Regions from separate parts of the Homo sapiens genome. Here regions 1, 2 and 3 are each linked to region 4. A link is a contact called in ENCODE Hi-C or POLR2A ChIA-PET data. All regions are on one chromosome and are shown on one strand. The core of a region is the stretch at or near the end of the contact, and the rest is flanking DNA. Distances in the headings are between cores, read along the strand shown. Region 1 holds the start of FAM117B (family with sequence similarity 117 member B). Region 2 holds the start of BMPR2 (bone morphogenetic protein receptor type 2). Region 3 holds the start of CYP20A1 (cytochrome P450 family 20 subfamily A member 1). Region 4 holds the start of CASP8 (caspase 8).

Evidence for each region. A loop is a pair of places that touch in the nucleus more often than their neighbours do. ChIA-PET counts read pairs that join two places held with the same protein, here RNA polymerase II (POLR2A). Pooled maps may share reads with other maps.
Region 1: a map of CD8-positive, alpha-beta T cell shows a loop between it and region 4 (8-fold over the local background). The contact joins the promoter of FAM117B here to the promoter of CASP8 in region 4. A Hi-C loop is called at or near these places in 3 of 168 maps with a recorded cell type or tissue (CD8-positive, alpha-beta T cell and naive thymus-derived CD4-positive, alpha-beta T cell) and 9 of 50 pooled maps.
Region 2: a pooled map shows a loop between it and region 4 (13-fold over the local background). The contact joins the promoter of BMPR2 here to the promoter of CASP8 in region 4. A Hi-C loop is called at or near these places in 6 of 37 single-sample maps with no recorded cell type and 10 of 50 pooled maps.
Region 3: a pooled map shows a loop between it and region 4 (10-fold over the local background). The contact joins the promoter of CYP20A1 here to the promoter of CASP8 in region 4. A Hi-C loop is called at or near these places in 7 of 50 pooled maps. POLR2A ChIA-PET finds 5 or more read pairs at or near these places in 2 of 52 experiments (B cell and activated B cell).

The regions. Positions count from the first base shown.
Region 1 is chr2:202,633,381-202,638,619 of GRCh38, forward strand. It overlaps FAM117B (family with sequence similarity 117 member B), which reads left to right and starts at 1,589. Exons shown (of 8, transcript NM_173511.4): 1 at 1,589-2,408. The coding sequence starts at 1,808. RefSeq lists silencers at 1,627-1,856, 2,047-2,096, 2,197-2,636.
Region 2 is chr2:202,373,011-202,377,576 of GRCh38, forward strand. It overlaps BMPR2 (bone morphogenetic protein receptor type 2), which reads left to right and starts at 3,317. Exons shown (of 13, transcript NM_001204.7): 1 at 3,317-4,540. The coding sequence starts at 4,465. RefSeq lists enhancers at 2,165-2,324, 2,435-2,724, 3,879-4,566 and silencers at 2,815-2,864, 3,015-3,504, 3,635-3,694, 3,765-3,824.
Region 3 is chr2:203,235,360-203,240,278 of GRCh38, forward strand. It overlaps CYP20A1 (cytochrome P450 family 20 subfamily A member 1), which reads left to right and starts at 3,659. Exons shown (of 13, transcript NM_177538.3): 1 at 3,659-3,775. The coding sequence starts at 3,704. RefSeq lists enhancers at 3,360-3,409, 3,695-4,266, 4,090-4,379 and a silencer at 3,480-3,689.
Region 4 is chr2:201,259,012-201,263,537 of GRCh38, forward strand. It overlaps CASP8 (caspase 8), which reads left to right and starts at 1,525. Exons shown (of 9, transcript NM_001372051.1): 1 at 1,525-1,602.

The sequences.
Region 1 (5,239 bases), core at 339-2,838, 1.4 Mb after region 4:
TTAGTAGAGACGGGGTTTCCTCCATGTTGGTCAAGCTGGTCTCGAACTCCCGACCTCAGGTGATCCGCCCGCCTCAGCCTCTCAAAGTGCTGGGATTACAGGCATGAGCCACCACACCCGGCCTCCTCTCTAGGTCTTTAAAAGCCTTCCACCTCACGCCTGTAATTCCAGCATTTTTGGAGGCCGAGGTGGGCGGATCATGAGATCAAGAGATCAAGACCACCCTGGCCAACATGGTGAAACCGCCTCTTTACTAAAAACAGAAAAATTACGGGGCGTGGCGGCACGCGCCTGTAATCCCAGCTACTTGGGAGGCGGAGGCAGGAGAATTGCTTGAACGCGGGAGGCGGAGGTTGCACTGAGCCGAGATTCGAGCCAGTGCACTCCGCCACTGCACTCCAGCCTAGGTGACAGAGAGAGACTTCTTCTCAAAAAAAAAAAAAAAAGGCCTTCCACCACCGCGCAAAGGGACCCAGTAGGATTTCAGGTCCAGAGTGAATCATACTATGCCCTCCACTCCCACATTTTTACACGACGAAATCTGTCTAGCATGTACAACTAATAAAAATAGTAGAGGGAAAAGAGGTCATGGATAGGCAATTTATAGCCAGACAGGTGGGAGTGTAGGTTTTGGCTCCACCATTTTTTATTTTCTTGATGAGGAGCCCTTTAGGTCATTTTAGAAATAGTGTCACTGCCTGCCTTCCCGAGTCTTTGCCACACCAAAGACTTGTTTCCTCCGCTAGACAAAAATATGGATGGCTGTCCCAGTTCTGTCTCAAACAATGATCGTGTAGAATCAAATAAGGCCCTCTGTAAACTATAGCACTTTACAAACTGGTAAGGTAGCAGCCATCCTTCCAAGGTATCAGGGAACAGCGAAGCAGCTGATTAAAATAGTCTTGATTACTTGAGATACAGGAGGGTAGGAATAACATGTGGTAACTGAACTCTATAGATACTATCTAAAATCGCATTCTAACAGGCAAGTTTAATCTTTCTGAGATTTGCCTCTTTGTAGAGCTCTAAAAAATAAAAGGAGAGGGGCGTAAAATGCCAGTAAGATTAGTTAAATTTCTTCTCCTTTTGAGCCCTGCCCATAGGTAGATGGAATTAGGGCAGAACAAAAACATTAAGAATAAAAGCCCGAACGAGATGCGCGTACAGGTGAACACAAGTGAACACTGGGGTAAGGAAATGAGTTATGCGGAAAAGGCTTCAGACCATCCCTGGGAACTGCTCCGGGTCTGGACATTTCCTTTGGCAACCTTCCAGAGTCTGAGTCCCCAGGGCTCCCCCCGGCGGGAAAGGAAAGGCGCGCGTGGCTAGGCGCGCGCGTACACGGGCACTCACGTGTACACACACACGCGCGCACACTACACATACACACAGGGCCCATTTCCTCCGCTCCCTCCCCGCGGGGGGCGGGTCTCTTTCTCTTTAAAGAGCAGACGGTCTCCGCGCACACCCAGGCTCTCAAGGCCTCGGGGGCCCGGGACCCGAGCTGCTCGTAGCCAATGGGAGCAGTGGAGCGGCTCGAGCGCGGCTGACGCTGCACCAATGGGCGATCGTGGGGGGCGGGGGCAGCAGAGGAGACACTATTGTTGATGAGGAGCGGCGGCGGCGGCGGCGGCGGCTGCACCACCTCGTTGCTGCCTGCCCCGGCCCGGTCTCCCCCTGCACCCCGGAGTCCGGCTTCGTCACCCCGTCTTGGGGGGCCTGCCCTCCGGCCTCGAGAATCCTCCCCCTGCAGCCCAACAACAACAAAACCCCCCGTCTCGCCCAGTCACCGGGGAGGGGGGGGACCATGTCCCAGCGGGTGAGGCGCAATGGGTCCCCCACGCCGGCCGGCTCCCTTGGGGGTGGTGCGGTGGCCACGGCCGGGGGACCCGGGAGCCGCTTGCAGCCCATGAGGGCGACGGTTCCGTTCCAGCTGAAGCAGCAGCAGCAGCAGCAACATGGCAGCCCCACGCGGAGCGGCGGCGGCGGCGGCGGCAACAACAACGGTGGCTGCTGTGGTGGCGCCTCAGGCCCCGCAGGCGGCGGCGGCGGCGGTGGCCCGCGCACCGCCTCGCGCAGCACCAGCCCCACGCGCGGCGGCGGGAACGCGGCCGCGCGCACCAGCCCCACGGTGGCCACGCAGACGGGCGCGTCCGCGACGTCCACGCGAGGCACCAGCCCCACGCGCAGCGCCGCGCCTGGAGCTCGCGGGAGCCCCCCACGGCCGCCGCCGCCGCCGCCGCTGCTGGGCACCGTGTCGTCGCCCAGCTCGTCGCCCACCCACCTGTGGACCGGCGAGGTGAGCGCGGCCCCACCCCCAGCCCGCGTCCGGCATCGGAGGAGGTCTCCGGAGCAGAGCCGAAGCTCGCCGGAGAAGAGGAGCCCCAGCGCCCCGGTTTGCAAAGCAGGTAAGTGCTGGGGGTCGCGCAGCAAGGGGGAGGCGGCTGCGGGAAGGGGTCCCGGGCGCGCGCTGCAATCGCGCGGGGACTGCAGAGCTGCCGCGGAGCCCGGGTGGCTGGGGGCGGGGCTGGGGGCGGTGCCGGGCGGTGGGGGACCCGGCAGTGCGGCCCCGCCTTTCCCGGGCCTACCCTACGCCCCGCCCGCCCGCCCGCCTCATTCACCCCTCTGCCCGCCCCGCACGGCTCCCTGGTGGTGGAGGTGCAGCGGCTAAACCTTGGGCTTGAGCTGATGAGTGTTAATGATAAACCTGGCTTCCTGGCCTTACTCCTGGAGGAGTCGTTACTGCTTACCCTCCCTTGAGGGTGAGGCTAGGAGTGGTTTGTCACTTTGTTTTAGGGACAAGGTTAATGTTGGCATAGCCCATATCTGCTGCTGCTAAGTATTTCTGTTCACAAAACAGTTTCAGATCTGGGGTACTGAATGCATTAGCAGTGGCAGATTTGGATCACTGAACAGAGGAGGCTGAGAACCGTGTTTTAGCATTTCCTAAGACTTGATAAATGGGTAGCAAGAAGTGAAAATTAAACAAGATTCCTTAGGAAGGTTTATGGGTTTTGTCTGAGGCTCTGGGTGTATTTCTGATTTTGTGTACTGATTCTGTGTTTTGAATGTAGAAAAACAGAATCCAGTGTTTTGTCTCCATCTTGTTATTGTTTTAGGGAGCTAACATTCGTTGTTTTTCTGTTTACCTGGAAGCTTTCTTGGGGAAGGTCCTGAATGGAGCTGTTGGGTGCCAATGGAGTCATTCATAAAGAGTAACTCAAAAGAGAAATTCAAATTGTGGGAAGTGGAAAGGAATAAAATTTATAATCTTGTTGCCTTAAGGAAAGAAATGGGTGGTTTTTACTTACGTATTCATTTTTGTCAACATATATCTTTGTCTTTCCTTGTCTGGGGAACTTCTGTTAGAATTTTCCAGGCAGAATGGTTGGGAATTTCAGGAAACAAATTCAGATGAAATAGTTTCCGAAATGGAAGGAATAGGATGACTCTTTCTTACTATTTATTTTATGAAAGTTTTAGATAATACTTATTTAGAGAGAATTGCCCTGGAAAATGATGAATAGTATTTTCTTTTTTTGAGACAGAGTTTCTGTTGCCCAGGCTGGAGTGCAGTTACACGATCTCGGCTTACTGCAGCCTCCAACTCCCGGGTTCAAACGATTCTGCCTCAGTCTCCTGAGTAGCTGGGATTACAGGCGACCGCCACCATGCCCGGCTAATTTTTGTATTTTTAGTAGAGACAGGGTTTCACCATGTTGGCCAGGCTGGTCTCGAACTCCTGACCTCAGGTGAAACGCCCGCCTTGGCTTCCCAGAATGCTGGGATTACAGGCATGCGCCACTGCGCCCGGCCCGAATAGTGTTTTCTAATTAGAACCAGAGCACTGTTTTATTTATGTATTTATTTTTATTTATATTTTTATTTATTTTTTGAGACGGAGTCTTGCTCAGCTGCCCAGGCTGGAGTGCAGTTATGTGATCTCGGCTCACTGCAACCATGGTCTCCTGGGTTCAAGCGATTCTCCTATCTCAGCCTCCCGAGTAGCTGGGATTACAGGCACCCGCCATCATGCCCGGCTAATTTTTGTATTTTAGTAGAGATGGGGTTTCACCATGTTTGCCAGGATGGTTTGGAACTCCTGACCTTATGTGATCTGCCCGCCTTGGCCTCCCAAAGTGCTAGGATTGCCCAGCCCAGAGCACTATTTTAAACCTTTTGAGAATGCAGAATGCTTTTCTAAAACTGTGATAAAAGTACTAGATTTCCCCTCCCTGCTTCATAACCTCTGTCACCTACTGAACTCTTACTATTTGGCAGGTGGTTTTTATGCAAAATCTCATTTAACCCTCACTATAGCTTTTAGAGAGGTTAAGTAACAAGTGGCAGAGTTGGTATTTATTTGAACTTTGGTCAGTTGTACTCCAAAGACCATGTCTTTATATTATATCAAGGAAGTGACATCATGATGTGTAAGATAGAATGTGGGAAATATATAGCACACCAAAATTACATGTACTTAGTTAGGTAACTTTTTTTTTTTTTTTTTTTTTAAGATGGAGTCTCACTCTGTCACCTAGGCTGGAGTGCAATGGGGCAATCTTGGCTCACTGCAACCTCTGCCTCCCGGGTTCAAGCGATGCTCCTGCCTCAGCCTCCCGAGTAGCTGGGATTACAGGCATGCGCTACCACGCCTGGCTAATTTTGTGTTTTTAGTAGATACAGGGTTTCTCCACATTCGTCAGGCTGGTCTCAAGCTCCCAACCTCAGGTGACCTGCCGACCTCGGCCTCCCCAAAGTGCTGGGATTACAGGCATGAGCTACCGCGCCCAGCCACTAGTTAAGTAACTCTTACAGATATGAACAAAACTGCTTCAGTCCTTCAGCCTTCTGGAGCCAGCATAGTGCATCAGGTGGAAGGGAAGGAGCTGGCTTATAAGTGGGCAGTAGAGGTGGCAGAAGGAGGCACAGCCTGTAGTCTGATAACAGAATCTGGCTCTCTTAACAACTGTTTGACACTCAGAGAAACACCCTGAGGAGAACTGGGTTGAATTAAGTATTGGCAAGGTGTGGAGGAAGGTACTCTTTTTCTCTGATCTCTAGGAGGGCTCTATTTCCTGGGATGTCAGGCTACTCCCATGTCCTCTCTTCATGGTTTTTGAACGCTCCCCTTCCCTAGATCATCCCGTAGAGTATTTGCTGTAAAATTATCCCCATTTGCTCCCCTATCAAAATAAATAAATAAATAAATAAATCCAGAAAAATAAAAACTCTTATT
Region 2 (4,566 bases), core at 2,067-4,566, 1.1 Mb after region 4:
CTCAAGTGATCCTCCTGCCTTGGTCCCCCAAAGTGCTGGGATTACAGACGTGAGCCACTGCACCCTGCCAAAGATTCATTGTTACCAGCAATCTTAGCAACCTCAGCCTATAATTTTTTTCCCTCCTTATTAAGTCAAGAACTCTGACTTTTTTTTTTTTTTTTTTTTTTTTTTTTTTTTTTTTTTTGAGACAGAGTCTTGCTCTGTCGCCCAGGCTGGAGTCCAGTGGCATGATCTCGGCTCACTGCAAGCCCCACCTCCCGGGTTCATGCCATTCATTCACTGCCTCAGCCTCCCGAGTGGCTGGGACTACAGGCGCCTGCCACCACGCCTGGCTAATTTTTTTGTATTTTCAGTAGAGACAGGGTTTCACCGTGTTAGCCAGGATGGTCTCGATCATCCTGACCTTGTGATCTGCCTGCCTCGGCCTCCCAAAGTGCTGAGATTACAGGCAAGAACTCTGACGTTTTAACTTACAGGAAGCACTTTACAGCTTCTGTATGGCTGAATTGCCAGCATCACTACTCTTGTGCTTTGGGGCCATTATTAAGTAAAACGAGGGTTAGTTGAACACAAGCACTTGGATATTGCATACTGCCACAGTCAGTCTGATAAGAGACTGCTACTAAGTGATTAAGGAGGTTATAGCGGATACACTGTACAAACCATGATTCACATCCCAGAAGGACAGTGTGGGATGGCAGCGATTTCCTCACAGCTAGTTAGTAACAGTACTCAATTTAAAATTTATGAGGCCAGGCGCAGTGGCTCACGCCTCTAATCCTATCATTTTGGGAGGCCAGAAGGGCGGATCACCTGAGGTCAGGAGTTCGAGACCAGGCTGACCAACATGGTGAAACTCCATCTCTACTAAAAATACAAAACTAGCCGGGTGTGGTGGCGCATGCCTGTAATCCCAGCTACTCAGGGGGCTGAGGCAGGAGAATCGCTTGAGTCTGGGAGGCGGAGGTTGCTGTGAGCTGAGATCGTGCCATTGTGCTCCAGCTTGGGCAACAAAAGAGAAACTACGTCTCAAAAAAAACAAAAACAACAACAACAAAAAAAAACACCACTTATTATTTCTGGAACTTTCCATGTAATATTTTCAGACCGTGGTTGACTGCAGGTAACTGAAACGGTGGATAAGGGGGAACTACAAAAAGGACACTTAATGTTTCTTGGAAAAAATCTTAAGCAAATAAAAATTGAATGATGAAGTACTTGATCTCAATTTGAGGAAGATAAAAGTGTACTACGAATTAATAAACTTTAAACTTTCTGCACCTCTAACATACTAAAATCCAATTTCTCTGAGTGCTAGAAACTCTCAGTTCTTGAAAGACAAATGGTAAAACAATACCGTTTCTAATTTAGACCTTTTGGGCAAAACAAAATACAGTAATAAAGCTATAAAGAATCGGTCGGGGGCGGTGGCTCACGTCTGTAATCCCAGCACTTTGGGAGGTCGAGACGGGCGGATCACGTGAGGTCAGGAGTTCGAGACCAGCCTGGCAAACATGGTGAAACCCTGTCTCCACTAAAAATACAAAAATTAGCCGGGCGTGATGGCGCCGCCTGTAATCTCAGCTACTCGGGAGGTTCAGGCCGGAGAATTGCTTGAACCTGGGAGGTGGAGGTTGCAGTGAGTCGAGATCGCGCCACTGCACCGCAGCCTGGTCGACAGAGCAAGACTCCGCCTCAATAAATAAATAAATAAATAAATAAAACCTAAATAAATAAAGCTAATGAATCAAAGCATATGCTCTTCGTCTTTTTAAGGGATTTTACTAGGTAGAATTTTTTTTTCTCTGTCTAAAGGGTAAACAGCATAAACATATTTCAACTAAAAAGAGTCTTAGAATCCGGGGTTGGTATTGCTACAACCCCTAATTATGGAAGATGTTTAGTATAACAGAACCAGTTTAAGGAATGTGGAGATTTATTTACATCAAATTCAGATAAAGAGGTAACAGCGGACTAGAAGAAGCAAGCAGAGCATGACTTAAGGAGTCTATCTATGACTGTATCTGTGGAACTGCCCTTAGCCACAATGAAAGACCAGCAAAACCAGCCTTCAGCATAACCCTCCTGCCTGGTAGGAGATGGGAAGGCCAGACTTCACCCCTCAAGATCGCCCTCCCACGCGCATTTTCCACCTCGCAGCTAAGAATTCAGTCCAGACTTCCGATCATGGCGCCACGCACGTCACCTTCTCCCCTCGCCGCCAGCAAAATCCCACCCACGTCGGCTGACCCCGCAGCGGGGTGTAAGGGCGGGAGGGATCCCGTCTCCTATACTGGTCGCTTGTACAAACCAGATCCAAAAAACGCACTACACAAATCCTTGGAAACTGCGGTACCAACGGGATCTTCTCAATTCCTTGAGTGCAAAATGATCCCACTCTCTATCCCGACACAACTCTAACTCCATTTTCCTTTCACGTGCCCTAAAAAGCCCTCAAGGCCCCCAGCCTTGGTGAATCCAGGCCCTCTCTCGGGGTGGGCACCGCGCTGTACGGACAGACGCGCGCACGCAGCGGGACGATTTATAGAATTAAAAGTCTTTTTTTTTTTTCTGGCTTCGCATCCTTGCAAATACTCAATATTCCTGTCAACTAAGAAGGCTAAGGGAATGGGCGGTTGAGGAAAGCAGGACGTCGATTACAGCGAACACATCAAAGGGGTGGTCTTTCCAATTCCGGCTTTTGTTTGAGTCAGAGGGGAGCCTGAGGAGGCCAAGGTCTCCGGTTCTGGGAAAGGCGGGTCCATCCGGATTCTTTGGGCTGCGGAGAGGGAGGTTCCAGCCCCGTGAAACAACAGAGGGCAGTTCTGCCCCTCGAGGCTTTCCTCCGAGAGTACTGAGACGGAGACGCCTCAGTCGGGAGAAATCCCGGAACTCGGAGGAGTCTGCTGAACGCCGAACAAAAGGATGTGGCCGTCGTCTCTTAAACAAATACGCGAATCCCAAGCCATGCACATTTGGAAGGCATGTGTATGTGTGTGAAGGAGAAAGGCCACCGCTGCCCACCGCAGCCCCACCCAGCCCTCGGCCATTCACCGGAGAGACGCGCTGCGGTGGGGCCTCGGAGCCCTCAGCCAGCCCCGAACGAGGGGCGGGGCCGGGCGGGGCCGTGAGCGCGCAGGCGCAGTGCGGGCTTCATCCCGCCGCCGGCGCCGCCGCCGCCGCCGCCCGCTCTGCACCACAGGCTAGAGACAGACAGGGCCGGGAAGAGCCGGAGACTGAGGAGGAGGCGGAGGCGGCGGCGGAGGCGGGGCGACTCCGGTGACCGGGAGCGCCGCAGACTGGCAGCTGCGGCGACTCCCCCCTTTGTGTCTGGTCTGCTCGGAGCCACTGGAAGTGCCTCCCGGAGGGACGCAGGGTGTCTCGCCGCCTCCCTGCCCACCCCCTTCCCCGGCTACCTTCATCCGCCCTCCCGCCGCCCCCCGCCCTCGGTCCGCGACGCCCGAGTTCCGTCAGGAGCCCAGAGCTGCGGGAGAACGAGGCGGCGGCGGCGGCGGCGGCGGCGGCGGCGGCGGCAGCAGCAGCGGCTTCCTCGGGGGGTTGTGATTCGCTCACAGGAGCCATTGACGGGAGAAGAGGAGGCTTTCTTGGTGGAATTTACCTCAGGCAAGATCGAGCCGCAGGAATAAAAAGCGAGGAAGGGAAGGGAGCGCCGCCGGGAGGACTAGAAGGGGCAGCCTCTCACACCCACTCCGCCTGCCGTCTCGGGGAGCCCGGACCGGGGCCGCGACCGCGACCCCTCCCCTCCCCCGCTCCTACCTCTCCTCAGCCTTCGCCAGGGCCTCCCCAACCCTCTCACGGTTGTTCTGCGAAGGCGTGGGGACTGTGAGCTTGTCCATGGAGGCAGGCACCTTTTTTGATCCAGTCAAGGAAGAGGATTTGTTGTTTTCGAAATCAGAGTGAAGGAAGCACCGAAGCGAAACTTAAGGAATCCTGCCTTCCCGGAGCCGCGGGCGATGCGACTAGGGCTGCCGGGCGCCGCCGCCGCCCGTCCGGCTTCGTCCTTCCCGGCAGTCGGGAACTAGTTCTGACCCTCGCCCCCCGACCCCGGATCGAATCCCCGCCCTCCGCACCCTGGATATGTTTTCTCCCAGACCTGGATATTTTTTTGATATCGTGAAACTACGAGGGAAATAATTTGGGGGATTTCTTCTTGGCTCCCTGCTTTCCCCACAGACATGCCTTCCGTTTGGAGGGCCGCGGCACCCCGTCCGAGGCGAAGGAACCCCCCCAGCCGCGAGGGAGAGAAATGAAGGGAATTTCTGCAGCGGCATGAAAGCTCTGCAGCTAGGTCCTCTCATCAGCCATTTGTCCTTTCAAACTGTATTGTGATACGGGCAGGATCAGTCCACGGGAGAGAAGACGAGCCTCCCGGCTGTTTCTCCGCCGGTCTACTTCCCATATTTCTTTTCTTTGCCCTCCTGATTCTTGGCTGGCCCAGGGATGACTTCCTCGCTGCAGCGGCCCTGGCGGGTGCCCTGGCTACCATGGACCATCCTGCTGGTCAGCACTGCGGCTGGTGAGTAGCTCCGGCCGGCACGTCCC
Region 3 (4,919 bases), core at 2,409-4,908, 2.0 Mb after region 4:
TTGTGCCACTGCACTCCACCCTGGACGACAGATGGAGACTCCATCTCAAAAAAAAAAAAAAAAGAAAAAAAAAGAAAAAAAAAATAAATACATTTGTAGGAGTTTTTAAAGCCACAGAGTTTAAAACTTTTGTGGTTTTTAGACTTTTTTTAGAGACTAGGTCTCACTATGTCACCCAGGACAGAGGGCAGTAGCACAACCATAGCTCACTATAACCTTGAACTCCTGGGCTCAAGTGAACTTCTGAGTCTCCCAGAGTCCTGGGATTATAGGTGTGAGCCATTGTGTGCGGCCCAAAAACTATTTTTTTTTTTTAGAGACGGAGTCTCGCTCTGTCGCCCAGCCTGGAGTGCAGTGGCACGATCTCAGCTCACTGCAAGCTCCACCTCCCGGGTTCATGCCATTCTCCTGCTTCAGCCTCCTGAGTTGCTGGGACTACAGGCGCCACCACCACGCCCAGCTAATTCTTTTTTGTATTTTTAGTAGAGACAGGGTTTCACCATGTTAGCCAGGATGGTCTCGATCTCCTGACCTCGTGATCTGCCCGCCTCGGCCTCCCAAAGTGCTGAGATTACAGGCATGAGCCACCACGCCTGGCCCCAAAAACTATTTTTTAATTCAACATGAGTACATGTTGAAGAGAAGAAGTATGACAGGTGATGAAGAAAATTACTTTCAAGGATAAAAATAATTTCATTAGAATAAAATTCTGTCGGATAAGTGCAATAAAAATAAGTTCAGAAAAAGGAACCATGGAAAATTTCCAGTTGTTCACAAAAAGTGTATGGGTTTTTTGTTTTGTTTTGTTTTGTTTTGGGTTTTGTTTTTGTCCAGGCTGGAGTGCAGTGGCGCCATTTTGGCTCACTGCAACTTCTGCCTCCCGGGTTCAAGTGATTCTCCTGCCTCAGCCTCCTGAGAAGCTGGGATTACAGGCGCATGCCACCACACCCAGCTAATTTTTGTAATTTTAGTAGAGGCGGGGTTTCCCCATGTTGACCAGGCTGATCTTGAAGTCCTGACCTCAAGTGATCTGACCGCCTCCGCCTCCCAAAGTGCTGGGAATACAGGTGGAGCCACCGTACCTGGCCAAGTTTGTGTGTTTTTAAAAAAAGTCTTATAGTTATCACATCACTATTATATTTACATTCCTTTTCATACACTTAAAAGAGAGCTGTAACAATTTCAAAACGTGAATATTTATAATATGACAGAAATTTAATCCTTTAAAGTCAAGATAAAAATTTTAGATGTCAATACAAAAAATGTGTGAAAAGATATATATGTGTGTATGTGTATATATATATTATATATATATTATTTATATATGCTTTTAGGGAGTATCTGGGCAAAACGTTTTAGGAACACAGGAAGAGGAGGTAGATGTCTAGTTTAGAGACTCACACTATAAAATATGGTGCCCTGACAATTTCTGGAATTTTTGTCTCTTTTTTACAGCCCTCAAAGTTCAGAGAGTCTCAGGATGTAGGTCAATTTAGGACTAAAAGAGAATTCTAGATATCTTGAAGGATTGGTACCTAAGATTACGGTACCTAAGATTACGGTTATATGGCTACCTTATGCAGTTAAAACTCTTATGTTTGGCCGGGCGGGGTGGTTCACGCTTGTAATCTCAGCACTTTGGGAGGCCCAGAGGGGCGAATCACGAGGTCAGGAGTTAAAGACCAGCCTGGCCAACATGGTGAAACCCATCTCTACTAAAAATACAAAAATTAGCTGGGCATGGTGGCGCGTGCCTGTAATCCCAGCTACTCGGGAGGGTGAGGCAGGAGAATTGCTTGAACCTGGGAGGCGGAGGTTGCAGTGAGCCGAGATCCCGTCACTGCACTCTAGCCTGGGCTACAGAGGGAGACTACGTCTCAAAAACAAACAAACAAAACAAACAAACAAAAAACTCTTACATTTACTGTTTTGAAAACCTATTGGGAACATCAGTTTGACAAGAAATATCTTTAAAATTCTGAACAAGAGACTTAAAAATGAACTTTGAACATACGACAGTTTAAAGCACATTTATATGCAGAGAAAGACTTAAAAATACAATTTCTGCCAAGTGAAATATTAAACAGCATGTTTCATTATATTTGCTATAGATGCCAAAAGAGTTGCCATTTTCAATGAGGTATGTTTCCTGCTTATGTAACAGTCATTTATCATAGAAGCTGTAAAATGCAATCTGGAATTTCTCTTGCCAAATTGCTGCCTGTTCTTGACATTTTATATTATTAAAGCTATAAAATCTATAAATACTTTTAGCACACTTTCACTAAAAGCAGCACTAGTAAGTAGCAGGCCTTGTCTTGTATTTCAGTAGCCACGTCAAAACTTCTGAGCCAGGCGAAATAGAAAGAGGGGTCCTAGGGTATTTTATGCCCAGGGCAACAAACGCCAAATGCTGACGTAGATAGCACTTATTCGGTTTTGCCAGGAGCTGTGCTAAGTGATTTTCATAAAATATGTAATTTAACCTACAGGCAACTCCATGTGGTATTATTTTCACTTTTTTACATAGAAGGAAATGGAAGCTTAGAAAACTGAAGCAATTTACCGAAAGTCAGAGTTAACAGAGCAAGGAAACCTGAACAGTGTGCAGCCTCCGCTCACCAGAAAGTGTCAAAGAATCACATTTACTAGTACTTCAGACAGAAATTCTGCGAAACAAGGCGTATCTACTCTTGTTTTACTCCCAGACACTTCCCTGTCCCGCTTAGATCAGTGGTGGTTTTCACTCAAATTTAAGTGTGTAACAGTGTCCCCGGGAGGGCTCTGTTCAAACAGATTGTTGTACGCGCCCCCTACCCCTGCCCACCCCGAGTGTTTGATTCAGTAGGTCTAGTTTGGGATCGAGAATCTTTTTATTTTGTTTTCCTTTTGTTTTGTTTTGTTTTGTTTTTGAGACAGGGTCTCGCCCTGTCGCCCAGGCTGGAGTGCAGTCGTGCCATCTCGGCTCACTGTAGCCTCTGCCTCCCCGGCTAAAGTGATCCTCCAGCCTCAGCCTCCGGAGCAGCTGGGGCCACAGGCAAGCGCCACCACTGTAGGCTAATTTTTTTTTTTTTTTTTTTTTTTTTTTTGTAGAGACTGGGGTCTCACTATGTTGCCCACGCTGGTCTCAAACTCCTGGGCTCAAGCGATCCTCCCGCTTCAGCCTCCCAAGGTGCTGGGATTACAGGTGGAGCCACCGCGCCCGGCATCGATAATCTGAATCTCTAACGAGCTCCCGGGCGACGTTGATGCAGCTGGTACCGGGACCACTCTTCGAAAATCATCGGTTTAGAGGTTTTAATTCTGAATCCATTGCGAAAACTGTTGGGCGGACAGAGCACTACTAACTCCTAACTTTTCTCAGAAAGCTGGGCTCTGCTTTCGCCAGCAACCCGGTCCGAAGTCGCGGGCATATTCTGTCTGAAATCGTGTGCACCGAAATCCCCGCCTTGCGGTGGAGGCTGGCGCTAGGCGGCCTCAGCCTCGGCCTGCTGCGCTCAGGAACCCGCGCCCCGGCTCCTCGGCGATCCATTGCTCTTTCCTCTGGCGCCGGCCGCAGGCCTCGGTCACGCCCCCAGCGGCCCGTTGGTTTCCGGGTCCCGCGGGGTGCCCCCGCCCACACGCTATGCCTTAAATTGGGCCAGGCTGAGGCGCTGCTGCTGGAGCGGCCGATCCGAGACGTGGCTCCCTGGGCGGCAGAACCATGTTGGACTTCGCGATCTTCGCCGTTACCTTCTTGCTGGCGTTGGTGGGAGCCGTGCTCTACCTCTATCCGGTGAGCGCCGTCTTGGCTCTCTGGGGCCCCGGGCGCCGCCCCAGTCTCTCTGTCGCCGGCATCCAGGCCAACCTGCCCGCTGCGGGCCGCAGGGGGCGGGCCTGAGAGGAGGGTTCGGGTTCGCTCCAGAGCTTCAGCGCGGGGACCGCACCCGGAGTCACGTGACGCCCCTCCCGGCAAGCTCTGAGAGCGACGTGGGCTGCGTCGCTACCCCTCAGGCGCCGGGCCAGGCGGGCGTAGAGCTGCTGAGGAAAAGCCCGCGCCCCCGCAGGCCGGTCTCACCTTGCCAGGCACCCCGCGCCACTCTCCAAGGCGGCTCTCAAGTACTTTGGGCAGCTTTTTGGCCATAACTCGCCAAACCCAAATTTCATTTCCCAGTGTGTCAGGACGAGACTCCTGGGCGCGCCACTCCTTTCTCCTTTCTTGAGGATTCTCCCAGCACTTGTGTATTCCTCTTTTCCATCTGTCCATCGATCTATCCTGACTGGAATCCAAAGTGCTCGAGGTCCAGGTCTTGCTCCTCTTAGGGGCTCCAGGCAAATGCTTCTTTGGGGAGAGCGCCGCGCTGCGGGTTCGGGTGCGAGGTTTCCTCTGCCGCTGACGCCTCTGCGAGCCTCCGGTCCTCCTCTCTCCACTTGCCTCCGTCAGCGAGAGAGGGAGGGTCTGAAAACAAAAGTGTTGATGACTGAGGACCGTCTTTAAAACCTGTTCTACACACTTTGGGAGGCTGAGGCGGGCGGATCACGAGGTCAGGATATCGAGACCATCCTGGCCAACATGGTGACACACCGTCTCTACTAAAAATACAAACATTAGCTGGCTGTGGTGGCGGGCGCCTGTAATCCCAGCTACTCAGGAGGCTGAGGCAGGAGAATCGCTTGAACCTGGGAGGCGGAGCTTGCAGTGAGCCAAGATCGCACCACTGCACTGCAGCCTGGCGACAGAGCCAGACTCTTATCTCAAAACAAACAAACAAACAAACAAAAAACACCTGTTCTACAAAGCAAGGTGGTGGTTTTACAGTGAAAGTTGAAAAGTAGCTGAACTGCTGGAATTGACCATACACCTTCTTAAATGTTCTTTTCCGAGCAGGTAAATGGATTAGACTAGAATCTTGCAACTACACAATCAGGGACTTCCTGAA
Region 4 (4,526 bases), core at 275-2,774:
CTCTGTTATCTCATCATTAAATGATTAATAATGCCTCCAGAGGTGACTGTGAGGCTTGAAGGAGATAATACGCATACATCACTTACTACACGAGTTAGCAATTATTATTGCATATTAATACTATTGGTATTTTATTTTGCTCATTCTGTTTCTATTTCTTTTTTATTTATTTATTTTTTGAGACAAAGTCTTGCTCTGTCACCCAGGCTGCAGTGCAGTGGTGCAATCACGGCTCACTGCAGCCTCAACATCCTGGGATCAAGCAATTTTCCCATCTCAGCCTTCAGATTAGCTGGGACCACAGGCGCGTGCTACCACACCTGGCTAATTAAAAAATTTTTCTTCATAGAGATGGTGTCTCATTTTGTTGCCCAGGCTGGTCTCAAACTCCTATGCTCAAGGGATCCTCCCACCTTGGCCTCTCAAAGTGCTAGGATTACATGCATGAGCCACGGTGGCCATCCAGGCATTGATATTATGAGGCCATCTTGACCTAGCCCTCTCTGGTGAAGAGTCCTTTTCAGATACTTCGTTCAGTCTTCTCAGCTATGAGTCCCTACCCTCTGAAAGCTTATATTCTATTTGGGGAAAGACAAAAGGCAGTTTCAAAGAAGAGAGGTGTTTGATTTTCTTTTCCTACTTTTAATATCAGAAAACATTTCATCTAACTCTCAGTATGAAGGCAATATTTTGTTTACTGGTATATCCCTAGAGCCCAACATGGTGAGGGCCCCAGGATTTGCTTCTTTGATAAGATGGTAAACCCAGCTTTCAGCTAACTTCATGGTTTCCTCAGCTACACTCATATACAAGGATCACCTTTGGTAAGATGGACTTACCATCTTACCAAAGAGTTTTTGCATTTTAGAGTTTTTTCTTTTTAGATTTTTTTCATTTTAGAATTTTTTTATTTCAGAGTTTTTTCTTTTTAGAGGTTTTTCATTTTAGAGTTTTTTCTTTTTAGAGTTTTTTTTTTTTTTTAATTTTAGAGTATTTTAGGCTGCTGAGGGTGGAATCTGGTGACCTTGGGGCCACAGAGATGCTCCTTGGCTAAACCAGGGGCTTTAGCTCTGAAAGTTCACAGCCACCCTGAGAACCAAGATGAGAGGGCTCTGCAGTGTCCAATCTCAAGACCTCTCTGAGGTGCTCCATCAAGATTCATTGAATGAAAAAATTAAAGTCTTAATGATGAACCCAGAAAAATCTTTAAATCCTAAATATGAAATGAAAGTGTTCTTAGTTACAATCCAGTCCAACGTCCTTGTTTTGGAATGTGGAAATGAGGCCCCAAAGGTAAAATGGCCCATCCAAAGTCACAGCCAGGGGCCAGTGCTCAGGTGGCCAGGTGCCCTGCGTGCGGTCTCCTGGACCACCAGGCCTTTTTCCTGCAGCTTTAGAAGCTTTAGAAGGCACTCTGCTCACTCAGGGGCAAGTGGTAAGCGCTCTTTCCCCTCTAGTGTTTGTGACTCAGGAGTTTCGAAACAGGAAGTAGAGCTGGCTGGCTGTGCCCTTCCGTCCTTCATTAGACGTTTGCTCTTGTCTTAGATGCTCAGATGGTAGTGGATAGGCCTGTGACGAAGGTGCTACCATCGTGAGAGTAAGGTAAGGATTTGCCTCTTTGTTAAGGTCAGAGGGGCCTTTTGGGAGGAAGGCCTTTGATTCTGGAGTTTTCTAGGCTGCTGAGAGTGAGATCGGGTGGCCCTGGGGCCATGGAGGTGATCCTCGTATGTGAGTGTGGATGGGGAAACCATGAAGTTAGTGTAAGAGGTAGCAGTCCCTCTGAGAGCCTTGCCGAGGGCCGTGCAGTTTCCAGATCTGAAGGCCATTCTAGCTTAGACTGATGAAGTCCTAGGAGCTTCTGAAATGCTGCAAGTTTAACTACTTGTATAAAGGCCTCATCCTGATCCCAGTCAAACTTGTGAAATAATAGAAGCCAAAATTTAAATCTCTACTGACTTTGCTGCTACAGCTATCCTCCCACCAACACACATACCCACCAACATACACACTTGCCAACATAAACGCACACACACATACACACAAACACACCCATGTGGTCCTACTAATTCAATTATTTATTTTTTAAAGAAATTAAAAAAGACTGGGCGTGGTGGCTCTCGCCTGTCATCCCAGCACTTTGGGAGGTCGAGGCGGTGGTTCACCTGAGGTCGGGAGTTTGAGACCAGCTTGACCAACATGAAGAAACCCCGTCTCTACTAAAAATACAAAATTAGCCGGGCATGATGGCGCATGCCTGTAATCCCAGCTACTCGGGAGGCTGAGGCAGGAGAATCGCTTGAACCTGGGAGGTGGAAGTTGTGGTGAGCCGAGATCGTGCCACTGCACTCCAGCCTGGGCAACAAGAGCGAAACTCCGTCTCAAAAAAAAAAAAAAAAAAAAATTAAAAAGATACAGAACAGTTCAAAAAACAATATAATGGGAAGACTAGATAGACACAATCAGAGACCTGCACTTGTGGGGTTAAGAATTTACAGGTGAAGTTGCAAGTTTCATTCTGTTTGAAAATGATGGGATTATATGTTTTGCTGAGGTTTGGACACCTTTGCTGGGTTGTTTGAATGCCGTGGCTGCAGCGCCCTGTTATGGACATCATGTGCGTGCAGAATGGATGTCTGTCAGGTTCCGGGGCAGCCCGCAGTCTGAGGCAGCCAGCCTGGATTGGAGGGAGTGGCAATACTACCTGCCGGTTAGGGGTTTGGGCCTGAGAGCGAGTGGCTTTCAGGTTCTCTCAAGCTTCGGATGAGATGCAGGTTTCTGCTTCCGATGGCAAATGCATGTTTTGCTTTTTAGTTATCACTGCAAGAGCTAGGATGCTGCTAGAATATTACTGGAATGATTGTGATGAGATGGAATGTATTTACAGTTTAATTGTGACATGTAATACAGTGGTAGAATGGGACTCTGGAATGAGATGCTGGGGCCTAGATTCTAGCACTTCCTTTGTGAGGCTCTAACCCCCTCTCCTATAGTGGATTTGTTAAGAACTTCTGTTTTTGTGGCTTTGTTATTATAAAATTTTTTGAAATGTTGTTCTCTAAAAAAGTTATGATTTTATGTTTTTCTTCATGAGATTCTTTCACTGCCTTCCAGCTGCAAGTAGAATGACGTCTAAATCTTTGTGATCTGTCACTGAAGCCCTTGAGTGAGACACTTAAATCTGGCTGTGGCTCTCTCTCTTACTAGCTTATTTCCAAGCCGTGATTTTTCACAACAGAAAAATGGGGACAGTAATAGTAGTTTCTTCAGAGGCTTTTAGTGAAATGAGGTTAAAAAATATTTTTATGTTTATATGGATATATAGATTACAAACATTTATATATCATTTATTTATATGATTATTATAAACACATATTTATATTTAAATACTTTGGGGCATAAATATATAAAATAATAAATATACTTATGTAATACAAATAGACTTATATACATTTACTATTTAGCAGAGATTATATAAAATATATGTATTACATGGCAACATATTCAAATTTACATATGTTATATATACATGTGGAAAAAAAATTGGGAAAAGGCCACAAAATGTGACCAAAGAATTACTTCCAAATGGCAAGTTTTTAAGTAATTTTTATTTTCTTTTTATACTTCTCTGTACTTTCTCTATGAAACAAGTGTTACTTTTACTGTTTTTAGGAACCAAAAATACAAGTACATTGTTTAAAAAATACTAGCTTAACAAAGTTTCTAGCCCATAAGCTAGTGCAGAAAATCTAGGTCCCATAAAACAAGAACTGCCACACGATGTCTCTCCCCTTACAGTGCTGGATGGCCCGTTGTTAATGGTGTCATAAATCCTTTGCAAGTGACTGTTTTCTAGGTACTATGACTAGAGGGATGTGTAACTTAAGCAAAAAACAAAAAACAGAAAAGGCTGACTATCATCTGACAGTGTATCCTGGAACACCTAGGCCAGAGAAGAAGCCACGTTAGCATTTTCCCTTCTAAATGTCAGTTATGATTTGATGGGGAAACCACTTAAAAAGCATTGTCACGTTGTTGAAAAGGTAATGAAATGAGTGAGATGAGATGGCTATGGAGGACGGAGCTATGCGCCAATCTTATTATATCCAAATTCATGTCATCTCAGCCTTGGATTGTATTGATTTTTATTATATACTGTCAGAAAATGCTATTGAATGTGTAACAAGAGCCTCAAAAAGGTTTATTCATTTTGACACCATAATACTACTTTTAGGAAATTATTCTAAGAAAATAATTAGAGGTATTCTTAAAGATTTGCGTTTTAAAGTCATCCTAAATGTAATCAGGAACTGGCTATGTAAATTATAGCCCATCTCTAAGATTAAGTGCCTTACAGATATTAAAACCCATGCTGTAGAAGAAAAACTAAAGACAGGAAAGTACTTACAATACAAGATGTACTTACCAGTGGAAAAATCCACTTATACTACAGAAATATGATGTGTTCAAATATAAGGAAAAATGTGTATGCATAAAATATTTGGTAGGAAAGAGTAAAATATTACTGG